2 separate regions of the Homo sapiens genome follow, and region 2 is linked to region 1. The links are chromatin contacts, found by Hi-C or POLR2A ChIA-PET in ENCODE. All regions are on one chromosome and are shown on one strand. The core of a region is the stretch at or near the end of the contact, and the rest is flanking DNA. Distances in the headings are between cores, read along the strand shown.

What was found. A loop is a pair of places that touch in the nucleus more often than their neighbours do. ChIA-PET counts read pairs that join two places held with the same protein, here RNA polymerase II (POLR2A). Pooled maps may share reads with other maps.
Region 2: a map of heart left ventricle shows a loop between it and region 1 (2.6-fold over the local background). The contact joins two enhancer-like sites. A Hi-C loop is called at or near these places in 8 of 168 maps with a recorded cell type or tissue (CD4-positive, alpha-beta T cell, CD8-positive, alpha-beta T cell, Calu3 and 5 more) and 7 of 50 pooled maps. POLR2A ChIA-PET finds 5 or more read pairs at or near these places in 2 of 52 experiments (A549 and activated T-cell).

What each region holds. Positions count from the first base shown.
Region 1 is chr18:48,007,030-48,013,856 of GRCh38, forward strand. No RefSeq gene overlaps it. Among named protein-coding and RNA genes, the nearest start is that of SMAD2, 80 kb to the left of the region's middle. RefSeq lists an enhancer at 613-1,526 and silencers at 1,202-1,311, 1,322-1,371. Within about 2 kb of position 1,387, at least 14 of the 41 ENCODE cell types and tissues checked have a DNase peak (open chromatin) inside an H3K27ac peak, as active enhancers do.
Region 2 is chr18:47,877,209-47,883,145 of GRCh38, forward strand. All of the region lies in intron 2 of SMAD2 (SMAD family member 2), which reads right to left. Among named protein-coding and RNA genes, the nearest start is that of SMAD2, 50 kb to the right of the region's middle. Within about 2 kb of position 4,588, at least 3 of the 41 ENCODE cell types and tissues checked have a DNase peak (open chromatin) inside an H3K27ac peak, as active enhancers do.

The sequences.
Region 1 (6,827 bases), core at 137-2,636:
CCCTCAGCGTGTCAGTTTCTGGGAAAAAGGTGGGTAATCCTAGGAGACTCTCTGGACGTCTCCTTCTTGGGACTGGCCTTGGGAGGCGGAAGGGGACCTGCTGTGGCCCACTGGGAAGTGGGCTGTGGCGCAAAGATAAATGGGCCCATGGAGCTGACCAGACAGGCAGTGTCTGCAAATGCAGAGGGTCTAGATCAGGGGTGTCCAGTCTTTTGGCTTCCCTGGGTCCCAATGGAAGAAGAATTGTCTTAGGCCACATATAAGATACACTAAGACTAACGATAGCTGAGTAACTTTTTAAATATCACAAAAAAACACATTCGTACTGTTTGAAGAAATTTTACGAATTTGTGTTGGGCCGCATTCAAAGCCATCCTGGGCCTCACGCGGCCAGAGGCCGCGGGTTGGACAAGCTTGGTCTGGATTCAGGAGGGTCTGCCTCTGTTTCCCCCCATCATTCTTGACCCCCGTTGAGGTGTTAGTGGATGCTCCGGCCGGGTTTCAGCCAAACACCTGGGTTCAGGCTGAGGTCCATGCTCAGCTTCGGGCCAGGGCACTGGAGCAGGAGTGGCACTGAGGGCCTGTCCTCACCAGGGTCTCCTTCCTTTGCCACCTTAGGCAGCTCTGGGATGTTTTATAGGGGAAAGTGGCATCTCCTCCCCTGCCCATGAGGAGGGTGGTGCTGAGTAAAGGTAGCCTCTGCGGGCAGGAGATGGCAGGGACCATGGGACCCAGCAGAGTGAGGGGTGCTGAGGGGTCTCAGAGCAGAGAGACTCCCTTGTTCTGACCCTCTCCAGCTGACTGCAGGTCCGCGAGCCTGGGGGCCCGGACGCTCCTCCATGTGCTTTTCTGCCCCACTACTAACTTCAGTCCACATCACAGCCTCCGAGAGTGGGGCTTCTGGGGCCATCCCCTCTGTGCTCTCCGCAAGCACCATTCTGCGGGACTTTGTAGAGTGACCCGAAGCTTCCGCTCCCTAGCCCTGTGCTCTTCCCCTCTCCAGTCCATCTCGGCCGGGAGTCGGGTCTCTGCCAGCCCAGCGCTCGGAATGGAGCTTTGTGGGGCTGGGGAAGCAACCTTTGCCAATGGGAAGGGGGTGTCACAGCGCCTCATTCCCTCCCAGCTTGCGCTCCTCGGAATAATCTCCAACAGCGTGCCTAGAAGCACAGCTGCTTTTGTTTCGGGCGTCGGTGCTTCCCAGAATCCCGGTGCCCGGACCCAGCCGCCGAACCGACCCCGCCCCGCCGCGGGCTTTGTTCCCTGCGCTGCGCACTGCGAGCGGCGGCCACGCGGGGGCGCTGGGCCGGGGGCGGGGGCCAGGGCTGGGGGTGGGGCGCGCCCCCGGGCCACCTCCCCCGCCCCTCCCGGCTCCTCCCCGCTCCTCCTCCCATGCCCCGGCCCCCGCCTCGCAGCTGGGCTCGGACTCAGGCTTAGCCGCAGTCTGTGAGCCTCCTCCCCGCACCTGGCCGGCCAGGCCAGCCCAGCCTACTTGTCTCGCTGCGCCCGGCTGCTGCCTCCGCTCCAGGGGTCGGCGCCGGGACCTCCTCCTCCGCCGCCGGCCCGCCCGCGTCTACACCGCACACCCGTGGCGCGCCCTCCAGGGGCGGTTTTTCTCCCGGGGTCCTAAGTCTCACTCTACCTGCTTCACGCTTAGTGGTCCTGTAGAAATACAGACGCGTCGTAGGCACTTAGTAAATGTCTGTTGAATGACTGTGTGTAAGCACTCGTCCGTTCTTTACCACACCTCATTTTTAAAGTTAATGGACGTTATTTTTTTCAAGCAATTTTAGATTCACAATAAAATTGAGCCAAAAGTACAAAAAGTTTCATTTCCCCCCTGTACCCACCCCCGAACAACCTCCCCCACTCTCGACCTCCAGACCAGGGCATGCATTGGTTGCCATTGTGAACCTACACTGCCACATCAGGGTCACCCAAAGTCCACAGTTTTCTTTAGGGTTCACCCTTGGTGCTGTACACTCCATGGGTATGACATGTGTAAGGCCATGTCATTCCGGTATCACACAGCATTTTCACTGCTCCAGAAATTCAACCCTCCGTCTTTCCAACTCCTGGCAACTCCTGCTCTTTTTACTGTCTCCATAGTTTTATGGAATCATGCTAATTTTCACAACCATCCAAGAGGTAGGAACTCTTCCCCTTTTGCCCTTGAAGACACTGAGGCTCAGGGATGTTGCCAGGGCCCTGTCAGCTTCCTGATAGGAAAGCCACTAAATTCCAATCGGCTACCAGTTTTCCTGCAACCCTGGCCTGGGATACTCTCCTGAACAATGAAGCCAGTAATGGCATGACCACAGCGCTGTCCCACCCTGGCCAGCAAACAGGCTCCCTCAGGGGACTCCACTCCTCTACCTGGACACTTCTGCAGGCGGGAAGTGGGTAAGGAGTGACAGGTGTGGACTGCCTTGCTTGGCTTCTGGGAGGAGCCATTTGTGCCTGCTGCCAGGCCTGCTGAAACATTACTAGGCTGGGCGGAAGTACAGATGGAAGCCCTGGTCGGTGGTCTGCCCCTTCCTTTCCCTAGCCCAGGCTCTGACTTCGCCGTAAGGATCTTGCAGAGCAGGCATGGACACCCAGCCTGCAGCCCAAGCTCCATCCCCACCCGAGAGCCAAACACCCCCCAGGCTAATCCTCAGGCCCGGTAGTGTGTACACTGGTGAGAGCAGACAGCTGCGGGAAGAGGACCTGCAGAGGCCCTAAAGTGGGCCCCTGACGGGAGGCAGAGCTCAGATAATAATTTTCGTCCATGTGGGCCCCAGGACCTTTGGGCAGGGCCCTGGGTACCTGAAGCATGATCCGAAAGGGAGGGCATGAGCTCCAGGTGGGCATGTCCCTTGACTTTGTGCTAGGGTTACCAGATTTAGTAAATTAAAACAGGAGTCCCCAACCCCTGGGCGTGGACCTATTCTGGTCCATGGCCTGTTAGGAAGTGGGCTGCATAGCAGGAGGTGAACAGCAGGTGGATGAGGATTACTATCTGAGCTCTGCCTCCTGTCAGATCATCAGGCATTAGAGTTTCATAGGAGCGAGAACCCTATTGTGAACTGTGCATGCGAGGGATCTAGGTTTCCTGCTCCTTATGAGGATCTAACTAATGCTTGATGATCTGAGGTGGAACAGTTTCATCCTGAAACCAAACCTGTGCCCTGTCTGTGGAAAAATTGTCTTCCGTGAAACTGGCCCATGGTGCCAAAAAAAGTTGGGGACCGCTGAATTAAAACACAGGACACCCATTTAAATTTGAATTTTAGATAATTGCATTAGTCTGTTTTCACATTGCTGATAAGACATACCCAAGACAGGGGAATTTCCAAAAGAAAGAGGTTTAATGGACTTACATCTCCACATGGCTGGGGAAGCCTCACAATCATGGCAGAAGGCAAGGAGGAGCAAGTTATGTCTTACATGGATGGCAGCAGACAACGAGACAGAGTTTGTACAGGGGAACTCTTCTTTTTAAAACCACCAGATCTGGTGACACTTATTGGCTCTCACAAGAACAGCACGCAAAATCCTGCCCCCATAATTCAATTACCTCCAGCCAGGCCCCTCCCACAACATGTGGGAATTCAAGATGAGATTTGGGTGGGGACACAGCCAAACCATATCAATAATCAACAAATAATATTTTAATAGTAGTATGTCCCAAATGTATACTTATACCCCCCAAATTATTTGTTTATCTGAAATTCAAATTTAATTGGGCATCCTGTATTTTATCTGCCAACCCTGCCTTGTGGACTCCTGACCCGTGGGGAGAGAGACAGCAGGAGGAGGACCCGAGTGGAGTCCTCAAAAGTATGGGGCTTGGGCAGGGGCCTCAGTCCTCTGTGCTGAGGCTGTCCTGGCTGCATGTTTCAATATCCTGAAATTGCAGCAAGGTTCTGGCTTCTAGGGGTCCTGGGAACAAGGTCCTTGTCAGGAGCTGGCTCCGCTCAGTAGGAGACCAGGGTGGTTTGACAATAAACTTTGCCATTGAAGCTTCTGGAATGCAGGTGTGTTGGGTGAAGGCTGGGGAGGCAACAGATAGTGTGAGGAGGTGGGGAGGTAGGATGGGGACAGGAAAGTAAGCTTGCAGCTGCTGCCTCCATCTTGGTCCTTCCAAGGTTAAAGAAGGTCAGGGGTATGGGGAGAGGTTTTGGGGAGAGATGGGGGGACAGGAGGGACACAGCGGCAAATCCCTGCACTGCCAGGGTGAAAGTGCACTGTGGTTGTGCAGCCTGCTTTCCTGGCTGAAATGTTCCTTTCACGTCACCATAGTTAGCATTGCAGACCAGGTCATGAAGGAAGCCAGGCAGGATCTGATGGAAGCCGGGCAGATGGCCTATTGAGGCACAGAGGGTAGGTTTCTTGCAGGTTTGGTGTTGGTGCCCATTGCCCCGAGCTTGGGCCCATGCAGATCAGTGGGGTCACTCAGGGCAGTGAGGGAAGCTCTCACTGGAAGGGGAAGAGCTGGCTCAGGGAGGAGGTGGTGGATGTGGTGGAAAGGCCAAGGTGAATGTTTGGGAATGACTTCTGGAAATCTTTTGTGGAGGACTCACTGAACTGCTTTAGAATTGGAGTCCCAGTCTATCCTAGTGGCTTTTAAAGGAGCTACCTGGAAGAGAGAAGCCACTGTCCTCAGGGCAATGTTCTGGGCAGGTGGGAGTTCTTGTACACACTCCCAGATGGGCCTGGACCACACCCTCCATGTATCTAAGCCTCAGCTTCTGCACCTGGTGAATGGAGATAATTTGGGGGGTTTATTCTGAGAATCAAATGAAATCATGCATAAAAGCAACTTGCAAGGGGAAAGTGTACTTAGAAAGTACAAGATAGCATTGATTGTTAACTCAGTGTGTATGGAGCTCTTCTTTGGGGCCAGACCCTGTGTCAGTCTGCAGGGAATTGGAATGATCCCATGGAGCCCAGGTCTGGTAGGGAAGACAGGCTTGTGACCAGGTCACATAGGTGTAGGCAGGGGGCCCCAAGGGGATCGGAGGAAGGGAGTTGTCCCTATTCCTTGGGAGGTCAGGAAGGGGTTACCCAGGAAGTGTTGCTGGATGGAGCCCTCAAATGTGGGGCGATGTCGGCAGATGGAGCAGAGTGGGAAGGGAATTTCAGTCTGGCAGGCAGGAGGGGAGGCCAGGGGCCAATAAGAGCCTGGGCGGGGGCTGCCAGGCAAGAGCAGATGTCTCACTGAAATGCTTTGGCCCCCAGGAGATTGAACTGTTTCCTGTAGGCAGGGAGGAAGCACGCAGGTGACAGCATCTGGGTGACAGTTTGAAAATATCACTCTGGTTTCCATTGAAGTCAAGGTTTACAGACGCAAGGTGGGGAAGAGGCTGGGAATCTAGAGGGGGAATGTTTCTGCTATGGTCCAGGTTAGCTAACAAGGGTGTGATTGGGGCAGGAGCATGGGTATGGAGAGAAGGAGACTTCCTATAATGTTAGAATTGGAATCTGCGGGGCTCAGTACCCACCTTACTAAACCCCTCTCAGGATCCTGGGCCCTCTGAGCCCCTTCCTCCCTGAGCTCATTCCTGACAGCCCTATTCTGTGGGAGTCTTCTCTCCTCTGAACACTGATAACCTCTGCTTCCCACACCACTGACTTTAGAGTCTAGTGGCATACTTTTGTTTATTTATTTTTAATTGTTTCCAAGTCCCAGTTGTTTTCTTGAATGTCACAGAAACGTTGGTGAAATTATTTTCTAGGAAAGAGCTAGCTTATTTACTTGTTTCTCTCCCTATCTTCCACCCTCTAGCCCTTTCCCTCCCTCCCTCCCTCCCTCCCTCCCTTCCTCCCTTCCTTCCTTCCCTCCTTCCTTCCCTCCTTCCCTCCTTCCTTCCCTCCTTCCTTCCCTCCTTCCTTCCTTCCCTCCTTCCTTCCTTCCTTCCATTCTTTCTTCCCCTCTTATACTTATCACCATTTATGCATCTATTTTGCCATTGCACTGTTTCCAGTTTTTGGCGATTATGAATAATGCTGCTTATAAATATTTCTATAATTGTATTTTGATGATCATATGGATATATTTCTCTTGGGCATATAGCTAGGAGTAGAATTGTGGGGTCACAAGGTTCACATATGTTTGACATCAGTTGGTACTGACAAACAGTTTTCCAAAGTGATTGTATTGATTTATGTTCTCGTCAACAGTCTGTGAAAGTTGCAATTGCTCCATACTGTTTTGAACACTTAGTATTGTCAGCTTTAAAATTTTTAGCTATTCTGGTGTTGGCGTAGTGTCATTTCATTGTGGTTTTCATTTGTGTTACTCTGATGACTGAAATAGTTGACCACTTTTTCCTGTTTATTGGCCATCTTGGTATTCTCTTTTGTGTGGTGCCTGTTCAAGACTCTCATTCAGTTTCCTAATGGGATTAGGAATGTTATTTTAACGTTCTGGATACAAGCCCTTTGTCTCTTTTGGGTGTAGTAAACATCTTCTGCTCCGTGGCCTTCTCTTTTACTTCTCTTTCTTCTCTTCTGCTCCATGACATCACTTTCTTAATGATGTCTTTTGATCAACAGAAGTTTCTCATTTTAATACAGTTCAGTTAATCTATCTTTTCCTCCATGGTTGAAGCATTTACCGGAAAGTTTTAAAAACCTTTCCCTACACCAAGGCCATGAAAGTATTCTCTTGTAGGAGCTTTATTGTTTTGTCTTTCACATTTAAATCTACAATTCACTTGGAATTGGTTTTTATGTGTGGTGTGAGATAGGGTCAAGTTTCACATTTTTTTCACATGGGTATCCAATTTACCCAACTCCAGATACTGAAAAGACAATGTTTTTCCCACTCTGTTACGCATCTTTTA
Region 2 (5,937 bases), core at 3,338-5,837, 130 kb before region 1:
CACCTTGGTAAGATTAAAAGCATGCTGAACACTCAGTAAAATTAGTCAATTAGCAGAATATTATCAACAAAAGGAACTTTCCTAAGGCTCCAGCTCTTGATTACTGATCTACTCATTTAATACAGACTTCTAGGGGAGTAATCTGTAACTATGCATCCATAATTATTTCTACTTAAAATAATCCTTTCATTTTTATATGTGACTTAAGACTAAAAGTTTAGATTTAAACAGCTCAGGAATGAAGAGTTAATCACTGTAATAATTTTTTTAAGTCTCCATAATTACAAGTACTATGTGTGGCTGTATATTTTATCTTGACTACAAATATAATTGAAAGACACAAAATAGATTGTAGTATTCAATTACAAATGTTTAAATGTCATTTATCACATCACTGAAAACAATGTGACTACTTTGATTAAACTTAAATTTTTAATCAATGATTAAGAATGATAGCCTTTTATTTGCCTCAGAATCCAGTCTCTTCCCCATATTTTATTTGCAAAATGTAGACAATCCTGATTGAGAAATAAGTAGGTGCAAATGATTTTTTAAGTTGCTGCATTACAGATGCAAAAAACTGTATCTCTTGAAAATTTGAGATATTCCTGAATAAAAATTGAAAATATAAAAGAAATATATTAAGAAATTTATTTCAAAAAGGTTGAATCATCAACAATAGCTAATAAGTGCTCACATTCCTTCATAATTAAGGCATAATTGGGCAGTAATTAAATCTGGAGACAGTTTAACAGGGTCCTTAACTGGCTTAAACCTTCACTCTGTGTAGAAAATGTTTTTCGATTTTATCTTGTAGCAATGAAATAGTAACCATTCAAAAACAAACAGTCACCAAATGTGCATTCCGGTATGTCAGGGTTTCATTCTAAGTTTCAAATCAGAACAGAGCATGTCTACATTCCAGATACCCAAGCTGTACAGAGCTCTAAGTAGAGCTCACCACACAATGGTGTGGTACTGTTATTTGTATAATTTTATAAGAACACACATGAAACAGAATTTTAAAAAATAAACTAATACCAAGTCTTCCTAATCGGTAACATAGTAAGTCCAAATAATGTCCAGATATGTGAGGAATAGCTTTATTCCAAGGTCTTTGATGCTCATGTAATAAGTACAATTTTAACAACTAATTCTATTACAAAAGACTGCAGAAAGCTCTGTACAGCTGGATCCCTATACGTTCTTAAGAATCAAGCAAACAGCCTGTGCAACAAAGTGAGACCCCATCTCTACAAAATAATTAAAAAATTAGCCAGGCATGGTGGCATGTGCCTGCAGTCCCAGCTATTTGGGAGGCTGAGGCAGGAGGATAGTTTGAGTTCAGGAGTTTCAGGCCACAGTGAGCTATGACGCACTACTGCACTCCAGCCTGGGTAACCGTGAGATCCCATCTTAAAAAACAAAACAAAACGAAAGAATCAAGCAAACTTTTGGAGAGGAATATCTCAGAAAAGAAAAACTCAACAGTTTCTAAGTATTTATTCCAACTTCTCAGATACTTCCATGAACAAGCTTTCCATCTTCTCCTGAGTTCTGTATGATAAAAAATTTCAAACATCCATTAAAGTTACGAGTAAGCACCCTACACATTGATCAGCTAAATTCTGTAATTTGGATTTGTTTTCTTTTGCTCTCTCATGTATCTACTTAACCTCTCTATCCATCCCTTACTTTTTGGAACATTAAAAATAAGGGTGTATGTGGGCAGCCTGGGCAACATGGTGAAACCCCGTCTCTATCAAAAATACAAAATATTAGCTGGGTGTGCTGGTGCACACCTATGCTCCTAGTATTCAGGAGGCCGAGACTTGAGCCCAGTAGGTGGAGGCTGCAGTGAGACTGCACCACTGCACTCACTCCATCTTGAATGACAGAGCTAGACCCTGTCTCAGAGAGAAAAATAAAAGCTGCAGATAACACAAATCTAGACACTTAAGAATGCACATAACTAGAGTTCGCTGTTCTTTTTTTCTTTAGGTTAAATTTACACAGCATGAAACACACATCTTAATGGTACCATTTGAGTTTTCTCAGATGCATACATTGTACACTTCTCAACCCTGTCAAGATCATCACCCATGTCCATTTCTCAATGTCTGGCATCCATGCGCTCATCCCCAGAGGCAACCACTAATCTGATCTTTTCACCATAGGTGTCGTGTCTTCTGGAAAGTCTATGTATGAATGGAATATGGTACATATTCTTTTGGGTCTTTTTTGACTCAGCATGATTTTGAGATTCATCCATGTTAATGTATATGACGTGTGTGTGTGTGTGTGTGTGTGTGTGTGTGTGGAGTCGTTTTCCATTACTTGAACAAGCATGATTTATTTAGTCATTCTTATACTGATAGACACCTGACCTGTTGCCAGGTTTTAATTATTGTGAATAAAGTTGTCATGAACATTCAAGAAAGTACATATCATTATATAGAAATATGATTTCTTTTTTTCTCGGGTAAACACCTAGAAGTGAAAATCTTGAGTCAGTGGATAGATGCATGTTTAGCTTTTCAATAAATTGCCAGATCATTTTCCAGAGTACGATTTTACAGTCCTCCCTCTTTCAATGTATGAGAGAGAGCTCCTGGTTATTCCAAAGCCTCATCAACATTTGGTGTGGTCAGTCTTTAAATTATAGGTAGTCTGATGATTGTGCAGTGGTATTTCATTGTGGTTTCAATTGTCATTTTCCTGAAGCCTACCGATATTACACATTTTTCCATTTCTTTACTGGACCTTTATCTTCAGTGAAGTAGCCAACTACTGTCCATTTTAAAATTAGGCTATCTTTACATTACTGAGTTATAGAAATCTTTATAAATTCTAGATTCAATCCTTTCAGAAATGTTTTGCAAATATTTTCTCCCACTCTGACTTATTTTTTAACAATGTATTTTAATAATATGTTTTGTATACCAATGGAGTCTAACTTAGCAGCTTTCATGGTCACTGCTTTCTATATACTTTGAACAATTCTCTGTTTACCCCCAAGTCATAAATATTCTCCTATATTTTCTTATAAAAGCTTTATAGTTTTAGCTTTAATTAGACTACAATTTATCCAGAAATATTTTGTTTTCACTGGTGTAAGGTGGAGTCATGTTCATTCTTCCACATGGATATTCAGCTGTTCCAGCACCATTTGTTGAAAGACTTTCCTTTCCCTACTGGGTTGCTTTGGCAACTTTGTTGAAAATCATATAGGCACACAGTGTTTATCTATGTGGGGCTATCTTATCTGTTTTTATGTCAGTATCACACTATACAGATTACTATGGCTTCAAGGTGAGTCTTGAAGTCAGGGTAATTTAAGTACTCTAACTTATTACTGAGTTTTCCAATTCACAAGTGTATCCATCAGTTTACTGCATGGTAATTCCAACATGTAGGTCTTCTAGGGTTGGTCTCCTCATTATAAAGGGTCACATTTTCTTTGTTCTTTGTATGTTAGGTAATTTAGGATTGTATGCTAGACATTGTGAATTTTATCTGATGGTAGTTAGAGGTTCTGTTACAATCTTCCAAAAGTCTTCATTTTTGTTTCACCAGACAACTAACCTGGTTGCATTCAAACCACAAACTCTGTCCTGGAGCAATTCAAATCAGGCTGATTATCTGGCTGTACTGTCTACCGTACACATGTGGGATCAGCAGGTGATTTTGGCAAAGTTTGTAGGCAGAATCCAGGGCTCTCTTTCTGAAACTCTCCTTGCTGATATTCACTCCTCACTCTCCAATAGTTGTGATTCTCCCAAGTCTTACCTATGGTGCTTCAAGGCCAGAAAGACTTGGTTTTGTGTTGGAATTTTACCTACCCTGCACACTTTGCATGGACAAAAGCTGTAAAACAGAAAATTCGCCTACGCCATTTCCTTCTTCCGAGTGTCAATCCCCTCTAAAACATGCCTATTTTTGTTTATTCTCCAGTACTTCATGTTATTTTTAGAATTTTGTGCAGTTTGTTATTGAGGGAGTGTCAGTCTGGTAAGAGCATACCTGGCCATATGAGAATCACAACTCCCTCTTCATTTGTTTAACTTCTCTCAGCAAGGTTTCAGCATTTTAAGCAGAGGTCATTGTGTGTGTGTGTTTAATGTATTCCTAAGTATTTAGTACTGATGCTACTATTCATGAATTTTCTTAACACCCCTATTTGTCTGCTGCTAGTATTTACAAAAATACAATTGATTTTTAGACACTGAATCTATAAAGTGCAGCCTTGCTAAATTTACTCATTTGTTTTAGTGGCTATATTTATAGATTCTTTAGGATTTCCTACATAAATAAGCATGTCATCTACAAACAGAATTTTGAAACATTCCTTCAGATCTTTAAACCTTTTATATTTTGTTTTCCTGACTCATTGCGCTTGCTAGGTCTTCTATTAAAATAATAAGGACACAAGAGTAGACATCCCTGTCTTGTTCTTGAGGGAAAACACAGTATTTCATGATTAAGTAAATCCTTAGCTGTTAGTGTTTCTTAAATACCTTTTATCAGACTGAGAAAGTCTCTTTGTTTCTCATTTGCTGGGAATGCTTATCATGAATGGATGATGAATTTTGTCAAATGCTTTTGACCAAGTGAGGTGATCTTATAGTTTCCCTCCTTGGTTAATGCAGTAAATTACATAGTTTTTTTGTTTGTTTGTTTGTTTTGCCCGACAGGGTCTTGCTCTGTCACCCAAACTGGAGTGTGGTGGCGTGATCACTGCTCACTGCAGGTTCAACTTCCTGGGTCCAAGTAACCCTCCCACCTCAGCCTTCCAAATAACTGAAACCACAGGAATGTACTACCACGCTTGGCTTTTTTTTTTTTTTTTTTTTTTTTTTGTGGAGACAGAGTCTTATGTTGCCTAGGCTGGTTTCAAACTCCTTAACTCTCAAGCAATCCTACTGCGTTGGCCTCCCAAAGTGCTGGGATTAGAGGCATAAGCCATCGCATCTGACCTGATTAATTTTTCTTTTTTCGGGGGTGGGGGACAAGGTCCCAATGTCTCATGCAGGCTGGAGTGCACTGGTGCAATCATAGCTCACTTCAGCCTTGAACCCCTGGGCTCGAGTGATCCTCCTGCCTCAGCCTCTGAGTAGCTGAAACCACAGGGGCATGCCACCATGCCTGGGTGGGTAATTTTATCTGTCTATAGAAATGGGGTCTTGCTTTGTTGACCAGGCTGGTCTTGAACTCCTAGGCTTAAGCAATCCTCCTGCCTTGGCCTCCCAAAGTGCTGGGATTACAGGTATGAGCCGCTGCGGCTGGCTTACACTGATTACTTTTTGAAAGTTATAAACTAACCTTGTTGGAATAGAACTCAATTATGATGTATTCTTTTCTCATGTATGTTAGTGATATATTAATCTTTAACTTTTCTTTTAGTTGCATCTTTGTCAGGTTTTGGTTTCAGGGTTATGTGAGCCTCATAAAACAACATTTTTCTGAGTTTATTGTCTATAAGATTGGTGATATTTGTTGCACAAATGCTTAAATTTACCAGTAAAACCATGTGGGCCTGAAGTTTCCTTTGCAGGAAAGCTTTTGATTATGAAGTCAAATTCTTTCATTGTTATAGGGCTACCCAGATCTTGTATTTCTTCATGCATCAGCTGGGGGTAACCTAAATTTCATCATTACAGTTAGTCATCAAATTTAATGGCATAAAATTGTTTATAATATTTGCTTATAATCTTTTTACTGTCTGTAGGACCTACCATGACAATCCCTCTTTCAGTACCAATATAGGTCATTTGTGATTGTGGGCTCTCTGTCTTTTTCTTGATCAGTCTAACAAGCGTTTATCTCTCCAAAGAACTCGCTTTTGGCTTTCTGATTTCTACTCTTAATTTTATTATTTCTTCTTTCTACTTACTTTCTATTTTATCTTTTTAGGTAACTTTCTTTCCTAGCAGATTA